Regions from separate parts of the Homo sapiens genome. Here regions 1 and 3 are each linked to region 2. Evidence: chromatin contacts called from ENCODE Hi-C data. All regions are on one chromosome and are shown on one strand. The core of a region is the stretch at or near the end of the contact, and the rest is flanking DNA. Distances in the headings are between cores, read along the strand shown. Region 1 holds the start of CTDP1-DT (CTDP1 divergent transcript). Region 2 holds the start of ZNF516 (zinc finger protein 516). Region 3 holds the start of RBFA (ribosome binding factor A).

What was found. Hi-C counts contacts between places; a loop is a spot of excess contacts on that map. Pooled maps may share reads with other maps.
Region 1: a loop to region 2 is called in a map with no recorded cell type, with 24 times the contacts of the local background. The contact joins the promoter of CTDP1-DT here to the promoter of ZNF516 in region 2. A Hi-C loop is called at or near these places in 4 of 37 single-sample maps with no recorded cell type and 7 of 50 pooled maps.
Region 3: a loop to region 2 is called in a pooled map, with 33 times the contacts of the local background. The contact joins the promoter of RBFA here to the promoter of ZNF516 in region 2. A Hi-C loop is called at or near these places in 2 of 37 single-sample maps with no recorded cell type and 8 of 50 pooled maps.

The regions. Positions count from the first base shown.
Region 1 is chr18:79,678,124-79,682,400 of GRCh38, reverse strand. CTDP1-DT (CTDP1 divergent transcript) reads left to right here and starts at 2,656. Exons shown (of 5, transcript NR_136643.1): 1 at 2,656-3,007. It overlaps CTDP1 (CTD phosphatase subunit 1), which reads right to left and starts at 2,598. Exons shown (of 13, transcript NM_004715.5): 1 at 2,140-2,598. The coding sequence starts at 2,453. RefSeq lists enhancers at 1-332, 333-841, 2,457-2,965, 2,966-3,473.
Region 2 is chr18:76,493,493-76,498,095 of GRCh38, reverse strand. ZNF516 (zinc finger protein 516) reads left to right here and starts at 2,854. Exons shown (of 7, transcript NM_014643.4): 1 at 2,854-2,952. It overlaps ZNF516-DT (ZNF516 divergent transcript), which reads right to left and starts at 2,757. Exons shown (of 2, transcript NR_164145.1): 1 at 2,310-2,757; 2 at 7-1,817. It overlaps ZNF516-AS1 (ZNF516 antisense RNA 1), which reads right to left. Exons shown (of 2, transcript NR_136504.1): 2 at 4,178-4,603. RefSeq lists silencers at 2,745-2,804, 2,935-3,034, 3,735-3,824.
Region 3 is chr18:80,032,402-80,036,889 of GRCh38, reverse strand. It overlaps RBFA (ribosome binding factor A), which reads right to left and starts at 2,456. Exons shown (of 7, transcript NM_024805.3): 1 at 2,237-2,456; 2 at 180-222. The coding sequence starts at 2,394. It also overlaps a transcript of TXNL4A not described here. RefSeq lists silencers at 2,261-2,410, 2,521-2,600, 2,611-2,930, 2,813-2,969, 3,001-3,170.

The sequences.
Region 1 (4,277 bases), core at 1,407-3,906, 3.2 Mb before region 2:
CCACCACAAGTCCACACTGCAGGGCGCTACTCCCATCACAGGGGTGCTGCCAGAGAAACGCACTTGTAACCCACCCTGTTCACAAAATCTGTCAACAAGTGACTGAATCTAGTAATTTTCAACTGTGTTCCACAAAGGTGCAGCAGGCATTTTGGGGAGGCCAACACATACCGGCTCCCAACGGCAGCCCCCCAGAGCCAGGGCAGTGTCATCTGGACCACACGGAGCCGACCGTCAGCAGCATGGACTCCTGCTGCAAATGCACCTCCCGAATTCAGCTGGCTAATGCAACTGCGAGGCAGGAACCTGATTCCAAACAGACGACCAGAACTGCCAGGGCACATGCACACAGGGCTTTAGACTAAAGCCCTTCCAGTCGCTCCTTCCTGGATCTATGGCACCCACGCCCACTGCACGGGCAGGAACACCTCCGGAAATGCTGACGTCACACCACCACCACCACACTCCCCAGAACGCTCATAAAACCCATGTACACAAACCCACAGGAGTACACAGAAACGGGGAAGAAGCCACCTCAAATTCCAGGCAGCACCGTCTGTGGCTTTCTCTAAGGCAAGGATTTACCTGCCGCCCATGGACTGGAGGCAGAGAGATGAGCCTCCTGGAACCAGAGGGACACCTGGTGCCACACAGACGCTCCATCTGAGGAGAAATGATATCACATCAGTGTCTCAAAGGGCCCTGTGAGGTACCCCAAGATCTCAAACAGCACCTCCCTGTAAACACTACTGACTGCTGGGAACCCGTCATCAAGCTCATGACCTGGCTGGCTGACTGACTGATGCACTGGGTTGGTTTTATTCACTAGACTGACTGAACATGGAATTTCAATACTAACTTGCCACATAACCAAGTTACTCACCTGTCTAGGCCAAAGCAGCCCTTTCTGTACAATCAGAGGAACAGAATGAAACCTCAGTAGGGATCTTCCATCCTGGGGTTTTCTGTCCAGGGAATACACCAGCATTGGGATCTGCCTCCACAATCCTCCCAGGTACGGCCAGTGCCCACTGAGGAAGCCGTGAAGGCATTTTCTGGGAGGCAAGGCCCTGAACCTCCCAGCCCCACCCACCAGCACGCAGGGGGCAGGAGTGAGTGCCCGTGCCGAGGGTCAAGGACCCAGGCTCTGTCTCCAAAGGAAGCGGAGCCAGGACGTTCTGGGGCTGTGACGGGAAGACTCCTGTCCCAGTCCTCACTCTTGCGGAACCAGATGCAGAGAAGATCCTCAACAAACACAGGGTCAGGGCAAGCCAAAGGGACGAGGAGCCGCGGCTGCCGAGGAGGGAAGAGAGTGGCATCCCCAGAAGGAGCGGCACCTTTCCCAGAGGGAGCTCACGCCCGGCCCACTGCGGGCTGGAGTGTCCACCTCTCCCTGGAGTTTCTGTTCTCACAATCAAAACTACCAGAGCCAGGCGCACACGCGTGTCCACTTGCCCGCCCATCCCAGAACACAAGGGTAGATTCAAACATGGCTGGACACTTCGGTGCTACGGAAACATATCCCCTTCTGGGGTCAGAGCACAGCTACTGAGAGCTGTGGAGTCTGTCACAACGCCCACGTCACCCTGAAGCAGCCTGCGACAATGCCCACTGTGGTCAACCACGGGGCTACTGCCTTCGCTGCAGGCCTGGGTTCCGCCCGTTCCTTAGCCACGAAACAGAACTGCACCAGGTTTTACAACTGCGTTTCACAAAGTTTACAAAAATTTAAAGATGTGCACACACCCAACAGTTTATATTTCAATAACAGGTCTGGAGCCTGCCTGATGACTCTTGTGCTCACAGCCACCCATGAGTTTTCCTAAGTCACAAAGGTGGAGCTAAAGGAAGGGGCGGGGACTATCACTGCAGAAAGAAAGAAACAAACATAGCTTTTCCAAACAGTAACTTCGTGTCGCTACGCAGGACCCTTTCCTTTTATCTCAAAATGCTCCCCGTTGGTAAAACCACAGGTGGTGACTATCCAGTTTTAGGGGAGAAGCGCAGTGCCTGCGTCCCGCTTTATCGCTCCCTCACCAGGGGCGCCCCTGCCCACCGCGGACGCAGCAGCCCGGGGGTCCTCCAGGATCCCTCCCCGGAGCCGCCCGCCCTCGGCCCCGCCCGGCTCAGCACACTCACCCTGGGGCGACCACCTGGCCCGGCTGCGCGCACAGCTCCCGCACCACGCCCGCGCGCTCCGACCTCAGCCTGCGTTCCGGCCGCGCGGGGCGCACGCAGCCCCCGGAGGCTACACGGGACTGAGAGGCCCCGGAGGACTGCGCGGAGGCGGCGGCCTCGAACACGGCCAGCACCGAGCCGATGCGCACGGCCGCGCCCGCCGCCACCCTCCACTCCAGCAGGCGCAGCGGCGCGGGCCCCGGGCAGCGCACCTCGGCCACAGCCGCCGTCGGGGCGCCCTCGGCAGGAACGCGACCCGCGGCCGGCACCTCCATCGCGGACAGAGGGCGGGCGGGCGGTCGGTACGGGGCCTGCGCTGCGCTCAGAGCGCAGCGCCTACCGCGGCGACACAACCCAGGCGGCGACGCTGTAGTTCCTCTCGGTACCGGCTTCCACCCGTCGCCTAGCCCGCGCCGACTTCCTGGAGGGCGCGTGACGTCACGCAAGGGCGCCGCGTACGTGCGTACGTGCGCGTGTAAATACGAGCGCCGCGCGGGGCCGGAGCCGGCTCCGTCCTGGGACCAACCCTGCGTGCCGGCCGTGAAGAACTGCGTTCCTGAGCCCTACCTACTTTTCCTCGGAGCGCCGGCACCGTGGAGCAGCGGCATGCAACGCGGGCCGCTGTCGCCCAGTCCCAGTGACGGTCTTGGCGCGCTCGGAACTACGTATCCCGGCGTGCACCGCGGACAGAGCATGGCGGGACTACGAGTCCCAGCGTTCAACGCAGGCCTGCGTGCCATTACCCCATCACGCGCTGAGACCCAGCATCCCGAGACTACGAGTTCCGGCATGCACCGCGAGCCGCTCTCCTCCACTCCCATCGCGCACTGTGAGTCGCAACGTCGCGGGACTACGGGTCCCGGCATGCCTTGCGCGCCGCGGGCCCAGAGACGTGAGGCTGTCGGCGTCCTGGTGGCCCCGCCTCGTGTCCCCCCCCGGACCCCACGCCGCGGGAGCTTGGGGGTTGCGGTCTTCTCTTCCTCCGACCTCACCTTCGATGCGGAAGCGCAGGGGCAGGTGCGCCGCCCTCGGCCCGCGCAGGCGGTGGGCCCGTCTGGGGCAAGGCGCCCGGAAGCGCCTGGTTGGTTCAGAAAATCGGACCGCAGCGGGAGGGCGGGCACCGGCGCGTGGTCTCAGTGGCCCCAGGCGAACCCTGATGAGCAGCAGCCGCAAGTGGCTTACTAAAGGAGCCACTTTCTACGTTTGTCTGGAATTTACGTGAATTAAGCTGGCGGGCGGGCGGCCAGGCCTGTAGTCTCAGCACTTTGGGAGGCTCAGCACTTCGGGAGGCTGTGGCGGGCGGATCACCTGAGCCTGGGAGTTGGAGACCAGCCTGCGCAACGTAGCAAGACCCTATCTCTAAAACAGATTCATTAATACTTAGCCAGGCGCGGTGGCTGAGGTCCCAGCTACTCGGCAGGCCCAGGCTGGCCTGAGCCAGACCGCTCTGGACTGTTTTAATTTTTTCAGCCTTAATACCTGCCAGAATTTTTTTTTTACTATGTATCTTTGTCCTTACGTATATAAATTTTATATACAATTGAGATTATCCTGTATTTGCTTTTCCCCCCTCACTTTTATATGGTGACTTTTCTCATGTTAGGCTGAATACTAACATTTTGGAAACTGTCGGCCTGAAAACGAGCGGAGACACAGTTTCTCTAAGTAGAGAGTTTATTTGGGCCACACTTGAGCACAAATTCAAGGCGCCCTGAATGTGTACTCCGATTAGCAGTTAACAGTGGATTTTAAAGGCAAAAAAGGGGGCCAGGGAGTGGACTAATAGGAACTTGTTTGTGAGGAATTCTCACTGGTTTACAGAAATAACATTGATTAGTGACTGACTATATGTTGTTCAGCTATTGAGTGTGGGTATAGTGTCCATTGTGGCGTCATTAGGTTAATTTATAGCTGTTTGTGGCGCTGTTGCCACCAGTAGCAGTTTAAAGAGGTGAACACAGGTCAAGGGGTAGTAGGGCGCGATTGTCGCCTCATTTGAATGTCTCTCTCGGCCTGATAATTAAAAGAACTCGCGTTCCTCAGATAAAAATTCTCTTTTCTCAAAACCATTTAAATGTGGTAATTAGAATGGCCCAGAA
Region 2 (4,603 bases), core at 1,605-4,104:
GGAAAATGCTTTCTTTCCCCCATTTATTTCATTAACCAAAATTATTGTCTGTTATAAAATTATAAATAGAGGGTGGGGGGGAATGAAGTTAGTGAATGGGTACAAACATACAGTTAGATAGAAGGAGTAGTTCTAATATTTGATAGCAGACTACAGTGACTACAGTTAATAACAATGGATTGTGTATTTCAAAATAGATAGAAGACAGAACTTGAAATGTTCCCAACGCATAGAAACAATAAATACCCCAGCTGATGAGTACCCTAAGTGCCCCGACTTGATCATTACACATTCTACGCTTGTAACAAATACACGTACCCCATACATGTGTAAAATATCACATATCACTAAAATAAAACAAGTAGCCAAAATCAACCATTAATATTCAACCATTAATACTGCTGACTTTGCTCCATCCAAATACTATAATTTACGTAAACCTTTCAAAATAGGAGAAGCTCTCCTGGGCCATTCCAGGGGCAAACGGTGCCCTTAATCCCTAATGGTTACTTTAAGTGTTTGAAGCTATTAAAACAGTTGAAATGTTGGCAATGCTAAATATGGTTACAGGAATAGTATGGAAACTTGTATTAAACATTTGATTTTTATACCTTTTTTGTGTGTGTGGAGTGAGCTAGGAATAGTGCATTGACAAATGAACAACCACCAGTGACTTGTGTACAATCAATGTGAACACGTTTCAATTGTCAGTAACAAAATGATGCTGGCCCTCCAGCTGCCATTTTCTAGGTCTGCCACACCAGACACCAGGACTTAACTCTTTGCCCATCCATCAAATTACGCTCTCAGATTTCGCATGCACTGTAGATAAACGTGTAAGAAAGGAAATGGTTTAAAAGCACAATATTATTGTAGACAGACAATGCCCTGAGTGAAATCACATGTGGGTGACTTAAGACAGGGCCCTAAACCGGCTAGAAAAAGGAAGCAAGTCATGAACAGTTTTATGTGGAGGGGTTTGGAAGTCTTGATCACCATTCAATGATCTACCTTGTCCATTTTCAACACATGGAAATTGTTAGCGCAAGTTTGTACTTTAAAATAGACCCAAGAATGCAGATGAACGTAGGTTTACAGGACTGATATTCATTCCAAAATCCTACCAAAAAGCTATTAAAGTGTCTTCAAATTTTAATCTTTGTTGTTACCTACATGTATGTAATAATATGTGTATACAAGGACATTTACGGCTTTGTAATTAACTGAATTTGGGGATACTTTCTTTGTGCATTTTCACAGTGTACTGAAATGAATGGTGGGCACGTCAATACTTTTCGGTGAATCAGACTTAAACGTGATTGCTGAAGAATACATCCCACTTAGGCATTCATGCTGAAGCCAGCAACAATTGTCCGTGACCTTTAACATGCCCGCTCTCCAAATCAGTGCAGGTCGTTAGTCACACGGAGCTTACATTTGAGGACTCGCGGATCCTTCATAGCGGAGGTTGTCCCTGTCTTTCTGCCTGACTCCCCCCCGCCCCCCGACCCCGACACACACTCCCCACCGCCCCCAGAAACATCACACATGCAGAATGCCCCCCCCGTCTGATCGCCAGCTTTCGGGCACATGCGCCTCCCTTTGCAGCGCGTCTGGAGTAGTTTCTTTTGTAAACGCCCTAAGTTGGGGAGGGCCGCGGGCTGCGAGTGTGAGGCGCAGAGAGAGACGCCGCCGCTGAGGTAACCGCCAGGATTGCAGCGCTGATTGCTACGCGGAGCCACGTTGGGCGTCTTGGACGGAATCCACCTCCACTGCGGAGTTATCACGAGGAGAAGGAGAACAATACGGCCAGGAGCCTGGTGGGAGAAGATAGTGTTACCCCTCCGCAGGCCGCAGCTCCCCGGGTCTACGTCACCGGCCGTGAAGGGGCGCTCGCCCTCGCTAGCTCCGACCCGCCCCTCCCCCGCCCCCGCGCGCCCGCCCTCCCCTCCCCCACCCCGGCCATCCCTGCCCTGTAACAGGAGAGCGTTTTGGAGTCAAATTAGGATTTCTAGTCCCAGACTCAACTTATTACAACTAACTACTGCTCGTGGGGAGTAGGTGAGGTGAAGAAATGAAGTTTTAAGAACAGAAAAATAAGAGTTGAACTTTCGAGGCTACCGGTAAACAACCCCTTCATTTTTAAATGGCCGGGTGGCAGAGCCGCTGTTTGAAGTCTTTCCAGCGGGACCTCTGTGACCCTTGATTCAGGACTTAATGTATTGATCCTGCATCTGAACACCCCCAGAGGCATTTACCAGGAAGTTGAGTGACACGCACACGCTACGCCGTGTGTAATGCACACGCACCTGGGACCCCCGAAGGGGTGTCCCCATTTCAGTCCAGATGGGGCGCAGTGCCCAGGTACCCGCCGGCGGGACCCGCATCCCGAGCACGTCTGTACGTATGGATGCGCGTGTGCGCGCGGAAACGGCCTCCGGGAGCCGGGGCTGCAGCAGCCTTAGACCTTGACGAGGGGCGACCACTGGCCGCTGGAACCGTGATTCAGTGCTATTAGGGGAGGAATTGGCTGTGTCTGAGTCACTGCAAGCCTCCAGACTGTCCCCTCAGTGTGGCAGAACTTTGTGCTGATGAGACAATAGTGGAGTGTGCGTTTCCTACAGGGCAGACCATTTCCAGGCTGGGGGAAGCCTCCGGCCTGCGCCGGGCCGTGAGCGCCCGGCCCCCTCCCCGTGCCGCGCAGCCCCCCGAGCCCGGCTCGCGCCGGGGCCCCCGCGGGGCGGACGCGTCCGGGGCGCGCGCGGGCGGCGCGAGGAGGGGGCCGGGCGCGTGGCGGGCCCCGCGCGCCCTCGCGCGTCCCCCGCGCCCGGGCGCAGCTGGCGCGGTCGGTCTAGTGCAGCGCTCGGCTCCGCGCCGCGGGCGCTCGGCTTCACCTTCAGATGCGCGGGGCGTGCGCGTCCTCCTCCCCAGGCCCGCCGCCTCCCTGCCAAGGTAGGGGCCGCGGGCGGGGGGAGGGCTGCGCCGCAGGGGCCGCGGGCGGGCGGTGGGCGCGGGGCCCGGAGCCCCGACGTGCCCCGTACTCTGGTGTGCGCCGCTGGGGGTAGGGGGGGAGGCGCTGGGGAGGGGGGTGCGCCGGGGAGGGGCCCCCCGGGCGCGGGGAGGGCTACTTGGCTTTCCCGGTGGGTAGTTGCTCTGCTCGTCAATTCCAGGATAGGGGAAGATGCAACTTCGGGCGGCGGGGCGAGCGCCCGGGAGGTGGTTTTTACCGCAGTGGAGGGGCGGGGTGGGGGCCGGGGTGGGAGCGCGGAAGAGGCTCTGGCTTTGTACACTTTGTCAAAGGCGACGCGGGAGGAGGGGAGCTCGGATGCGCTCTCCATCCATTAGGAGACAAAGAGCAAATTGCCTTACTTTAAAGTAAAACGCTCCGGCTAATGAAGGTGGGTGATGGGGCTGCGGGCCCGAGGAGCCGCTTCAATTATTAAGGGTTTGGCGGATGGGATCGATGCCTGTGGGCACCGCGCGCTGCTGCCTAGGGGACGTGTTTGCGTGGAGGTGGGGGTGGCCTTGTTTTTTACGGCCCCCTCCCCGGCTGCTTGCCAGTCTGCTGGGAGCTTCTAAGTGACCCTAACGTTAAAGAAGTGAGAGGTCCTGGAAGGGAAGTTCGGGCGGGGGTGGGGGTGGGGGCGAGGGTCTGGCACCGACTCGGAGAGGGGTGGGCAGGGACTCCTCGGAGCTGCGCCCCGCCGGGTGCGGGTGGGGGAGGCCTCGGTGGCGAGATGAACCCGGGTGTATGAAGGAAGAATGCGGTGGGGTGTGTGTGGTTGGGCGGGAGGTGGGGGGAGGCGCCTCCGCTGCCATTTCCAGGGAGAACTAACAGACTGAATAGTTACGATCAGTATTTAGATTAAACCGCCTCAAGTTTTAACGAAACTTTGTATGAATAAGTTTGTTAAATGGCAGCCGAGTGGGGTATTTAAAAGCAGCAGTTTATGTGTGTGGTGAGGAAAGCCAGTGGACCCCCGCAATTAGGGACCAGAGGGAACCAGCCTTTTACCCGAAAAATGTGGGTCTGTAAGTCAGCCTCATCTATTATCAGCGTTAATAAGCTTCCCGCAGCAGACCGGGAGCTCTGGGGGCTGTGTGTGTGTCTTACTCATTCCGCTGATAAAGAGTCACCGGGTCTCCGGGTGTGCAAAGATCAACTTGCGCAGCCCTCTTTTTAAATATATTCATTCTGTGCTTTATTTAATCCAGATGCACAAAAAGCCATTTGCTGCTGCATTGTTGGTTTACATTTTTTGAAAAGGCGACTGGTGTAACCTGTGGAATTTGAAATGCAAATAAGAGCCTGTGGGAGTAGAGGCAGAACAGATCAGCATTTATAAAGTGGAAAAGATTTAATGTCTTTGAAATCATTGCAGGGGAAGAAACTGGAGGGGGAGTGTGATTTTTCAGGGAGTGAATTGTGACGTCAGGTCTTTTTGGAAAAGATGTTATTTTTAAGGTCTGAAACCCGGCTAGGTAAAGTGCTTACAGGAAAAACAGATTACAAGATTAACATCTGTTAACATGATCGTTTATCTCCAGCCAAAAATAGGTCAGTTCTTTCTTAAGGAAACACGATTGCTGGCGCATGCTTAAA
Region 3 (4,488 bases), core at 1,207-3,706, 3.5 Mb before region 2:
GTCAGTACATTTTTTTTTGAAAAGATCAAAACTCCATGTTGCCAATGGCATCCAGTCGCATCCACATAGACACTATCCCCTCCAATACAGAAATGGAAAGACCTCCAGGTAAGAGTTTTGCCAACTTTTAAACCCTCACTCCCATCAAGATTATAAAGTGGCTCATGGCTTATACTCACCGAGTGAGAACCCAAGGAAGGACTTTCATACCAAACCTTTTTTCTTTGGGGAGAAAATAAGCATTATGTTAGTGATGGCAAAGTCAAAAAGTTACATAAGCTAATTTAAGAGGTTATGATACCATAACTGTTTATAGGGGGCTAAACTTAGATGTTACATTACTGGACATCTTAAAAAATTTCAGAATTTAATTGATAACAACATGGGTTGTGGGGAAGAGGCTGAAGATGGTTTTAATTCAACCTCATAATTTTTACCTAAATTCTACTTCTAGTCCCAAGGTTAGAGAGAGGATCTTAAAAAGACACCTACCAAACTGCACATAAACACTATACGCTAATTGATAAAGATGTTTCCCATGGAAGTTCAAGTAAAGGATTCAGATACTGTTATAGGCATAGACTGAGACTGAACAATTAAGCAAATGGATGGTGGGAGCCACGCTCACCATTGGAGTGCGACTTACAGATCAGCAAGGAGAGGAGGCTAGAATGATCCACACAGTACGTCTGGAGTTGGAGACAGATGGCTATACACGGAAATGTTTATAGGTGCATATTTACACAAGGGTTAGTAGAAACACATATATCCTTTCGTCAGATGAGATGGCCCAAAAGACAGACACCCCAGAAGCAATGAACACACCCAGCACCCATGGTTTCTAATCTCTCTCTCCAATAAAAGGAACGAGGGCTTCTTGGAGAAATGGCTGATTTTAGGGCTGTGGTACGAAACACACAAGATGAGCCTGGAGTATCTTGTAGTGCCAGAAAGTAGGAAAGTGTTTAACACACACAGAACCCAGCAAAACCCCACAATGACAGGGTATGCAAACAGGACATAGGAGCTTAGTGAGCTCCTAAGGGCCTGAGCTGGAAACATTCGAACAAAACTAAGTAACACGGGATTATAACCCATGAGTTCTTGGTGATATGAATGAATTAATACATGGGGTGAAGAGACATATCCCTTGTGCAGAATGCAAACCACTTATGAGCAAAATTCCCCACTCATTAGGCATGGGCTGCACACAGCGACTTTCTCCCAGAGTACAGTAAGGAAAGGGGGCAAAAAGAGTAACTTTACGGTAGAGAAACCTGGCAAGCACCTCATGCAGGGGATCACGGCCAGCGTGGACCCTGGATACGGTGCGATGAGAATGGCCTTTACCTCTGTAGTCTTCCTCCCCAAAAGCCATAATCCACGTCTAAGCATTAAAAAAACAGGCACATTCCAACAGAGAGGCATCCTGCAAAGCACCTGACCAGTACCCCTCAAAACTGGCACAGCCATCAAAACCAGGGACAGTCTGGGACACTACCCCAGCCTAAGGAAACAAGACAATTCAATGTAACGTGGACCTTGGGTGGGCACCTGGGACAGGAAGGGACAGCAGGCAGAACCAAGGAAAAGTGAATAAAGTATGAGCTTCAGTTAGCAACACTCTTATCAATATCGGCTCATTAACTGGAACACGTTGGAAGCTAAAGTCCGACGCTAACACAGGGGGAGCTGGGTGCCAGGACACAGGAACGCGGTACTATTTTTGCAATTTTTCTGCAGGGTCTAAAACTGTCTTTAAAAGTAGTGTATTAAAGTAGAAAACATACAACCACCTACCATACTTAGAAGAACTAAAAGCAGTGTGAAAAGTCAATGTATTTTATTGTACTTATCTTTCATAATTTAAAAACACTAATTATCATGACAAGCTTTAGTCTTCAAATTCACACAGAAAGTCAACATTAGCAAGGAAATTCTTATATTTTTTCATTTTTCCTCATTTTCTGAAACTAATCTTCTGAAAAATACGTCTGGTGACAAGAATCAAAATAAACACACATTGTCACTTTGTTTTCTTAACCCGACACACGTCCACGAACACAAAAGCTGCAAATGCTGACAGTGAGAGCTAGAACTGCTGCAGACCCCAGGAGGCAGGAACTGGCGAGCTAGGCCGCATGGGCGCAAGAACGCGGATGAGCGGACACCGCAACCCGGGGACACCGCCCCCTAGGGAATACCGCGCCCAGGGACACCGCCCCCGCCGCATTACTTGGTTTTCGAGGCAAATTTCTTGAGCCAGTTCTTGCAGGAGACAGCAGAGCAGTGAAGTCCCCGCTCGCAGCCTGGAAATAGCGCAGCATCGCGGCTACGGAACAGGGCCCGGAGACCCGCGCGGGAGCGCCACAGCCCGCCCGCCGCAGCCCACATGGCGCGGCGCCGGGACCCGGAGCGAGCAGGGAGACAACGGGCGCAGGCGCGGAGCGACAACTGACGCGAGGGTGGCGGCGTGTGGGCGGGGCGACGGCGCAGAGCGGGAGGAAGACTCACGCCTGGCAGGCGGCGTGTGGGCGGGGCGATGATGCAGGGCGGGGCGATGATGCAGGGCGGGGCGAGGACAGACGCGAAGCTGACGGCGTGTGGGCGGGGCCACGGCGCGGGGCGGGACGAAGACGGGGTGCAAGGCGGGCGGGGCAACGACGGCGGAGGGGCGAAGGCCCGAGGGGGGCGGTAGGTGGGCGGGGCGAGGACAGACGCGAAGCTGACGGCGTGTGGACGGGGCGACGGCGAGGGACGGGGCAAAGACTGGACGCAAGAAGGGGCGGGGCGACAACGGCGGAGGGGCGAAGGCGCGAGGCGAACGGCGAGTGGGCGGGGTGAAGACCGACGCGAAGCGGGCGGTGGTTGGGCGGGGCGAAGACTGACGCGAGGCGGGCGGTGAATGGGCGGGGCGAAGACTGGCGCGAGGTGGGCGGTGGGTGGGCAGGGCGAAGACTGAAGCGAGAAGGGCAGCGCGAGGTGGGCGACTACCAGAGCGAAGCGAGCGGCGTGTAAGCGGGGTGAAGACAACGCCAGGTGGGCAGTGTGCGGGCGGGGGGGGCGGCAACGGGGGCGGGGCGAAGGACGACGCGAGGCGGGGCCGGCGGGAGCTGGGCGTGGGGAGGCCGCGTGGGCTGCGCGGAGGGTGTGCCACTCGGGGAAGCGTGGGAACCGCCTGGTTGCCTGGCGCTGCGTAGCTAGGAACACGTTTTGTTTAAATACTGGGAACTGACGTAGGCGGGTGCGCCGCACAAAGCAACGAAGGCATCGAAGCCTGGAGACCTGGGCAGGGCCGCTGTCGGCGGGAGGCTGCGAGGGGTCCGTCTGTTTCCGCCACTGGGCCCTCCAGGGCTTTGCTGCTGCGCCGCCTTCTCCCCGGGCACCTAGAGAAAGTCCCCAGATTGGGCGTCCTCCCCAGAAGTGGTCTCGCCCCGCCCGCCTCCCCAGAGTCAGCGTGGCCCAGCGGGGAAGCTGCTCCCCCCGGGCGTGGAAAGAGAAGTGAGCGCGACCGCAGTGTTGGGGATGCGTGGGCTGTGACTCCCCCGAGGCGGCTGCTGTGGTGTGAGACACGTCTGTGTGTGTGTGTGTGTGTGGGCGCGTGTGGATGTGTACATGTGTATGTGTGCATATGTACGTGTGTGTGCATGTGTGTGGACATGTATATGTGTGCATGTGCGTGCGCGTATATATGTGTGTGTGTATGCGTATGTATGTGTGTATATATTGTCAATCGAAGAAAACGACGAGACAAGTCTCTAATCATTTTAGGAGATTTATTTGCCAAAGTTAAGGACGCACCCAGGAGACAGGTCTACGCCTTTCTCCAAAAATGATTTTGAGGGCCCCAGATTTAAAGGGGAAAGGGCGGAGTATTGAGAAGCAGAGTTTTCACAAACAAACGGGCAGAGGAAAAACGTGGGGAATCTGCATTTTACATAAGATAACGCAGACAAAATGTGGTAGGGGAACAATCAGATGGGCTAGGGTGACTGCACCTGTAAAGATAAGCTATCAATTTGCATTGCCATGGTTAAGTTTTATTTTTTTGAAATGGAATCTCTCTCTGCCGCCCAGGCTGGAGGGCACTGGCGTGATCCCGGCTCACTGCAACCTCCACCTTCCAGGTTCAAACAATTCTCCCGCCTCAGCCTCTCGTGTAGCTGGGATTACAGCTGTGTGCCACCACACCCAGCTACTTTTTGTATTTTTAATAGAGACGGTGTTTCCCCATGTTGGCCAAGCTGGTCTCAAACTCCTGACCTCAAGTGATCCGCCCAACTCGGCCTTCCAAAGTGCTGGGATTACAGGCGTGAGCCACCGCGCCTGGCCACCATGGTGAAATTTCAACAGCTCACCAGGAATCTCCTTGTGGGCAAAATATGGGGGAGGCGTGTAGCCTTTCATCTTGTAGCCATCTTATTTAGGAACCAAAAGGGGGAGACAGGTTTGCGTGACCCAGTTCCCAGCTTGACTCTTCCCTTTGGC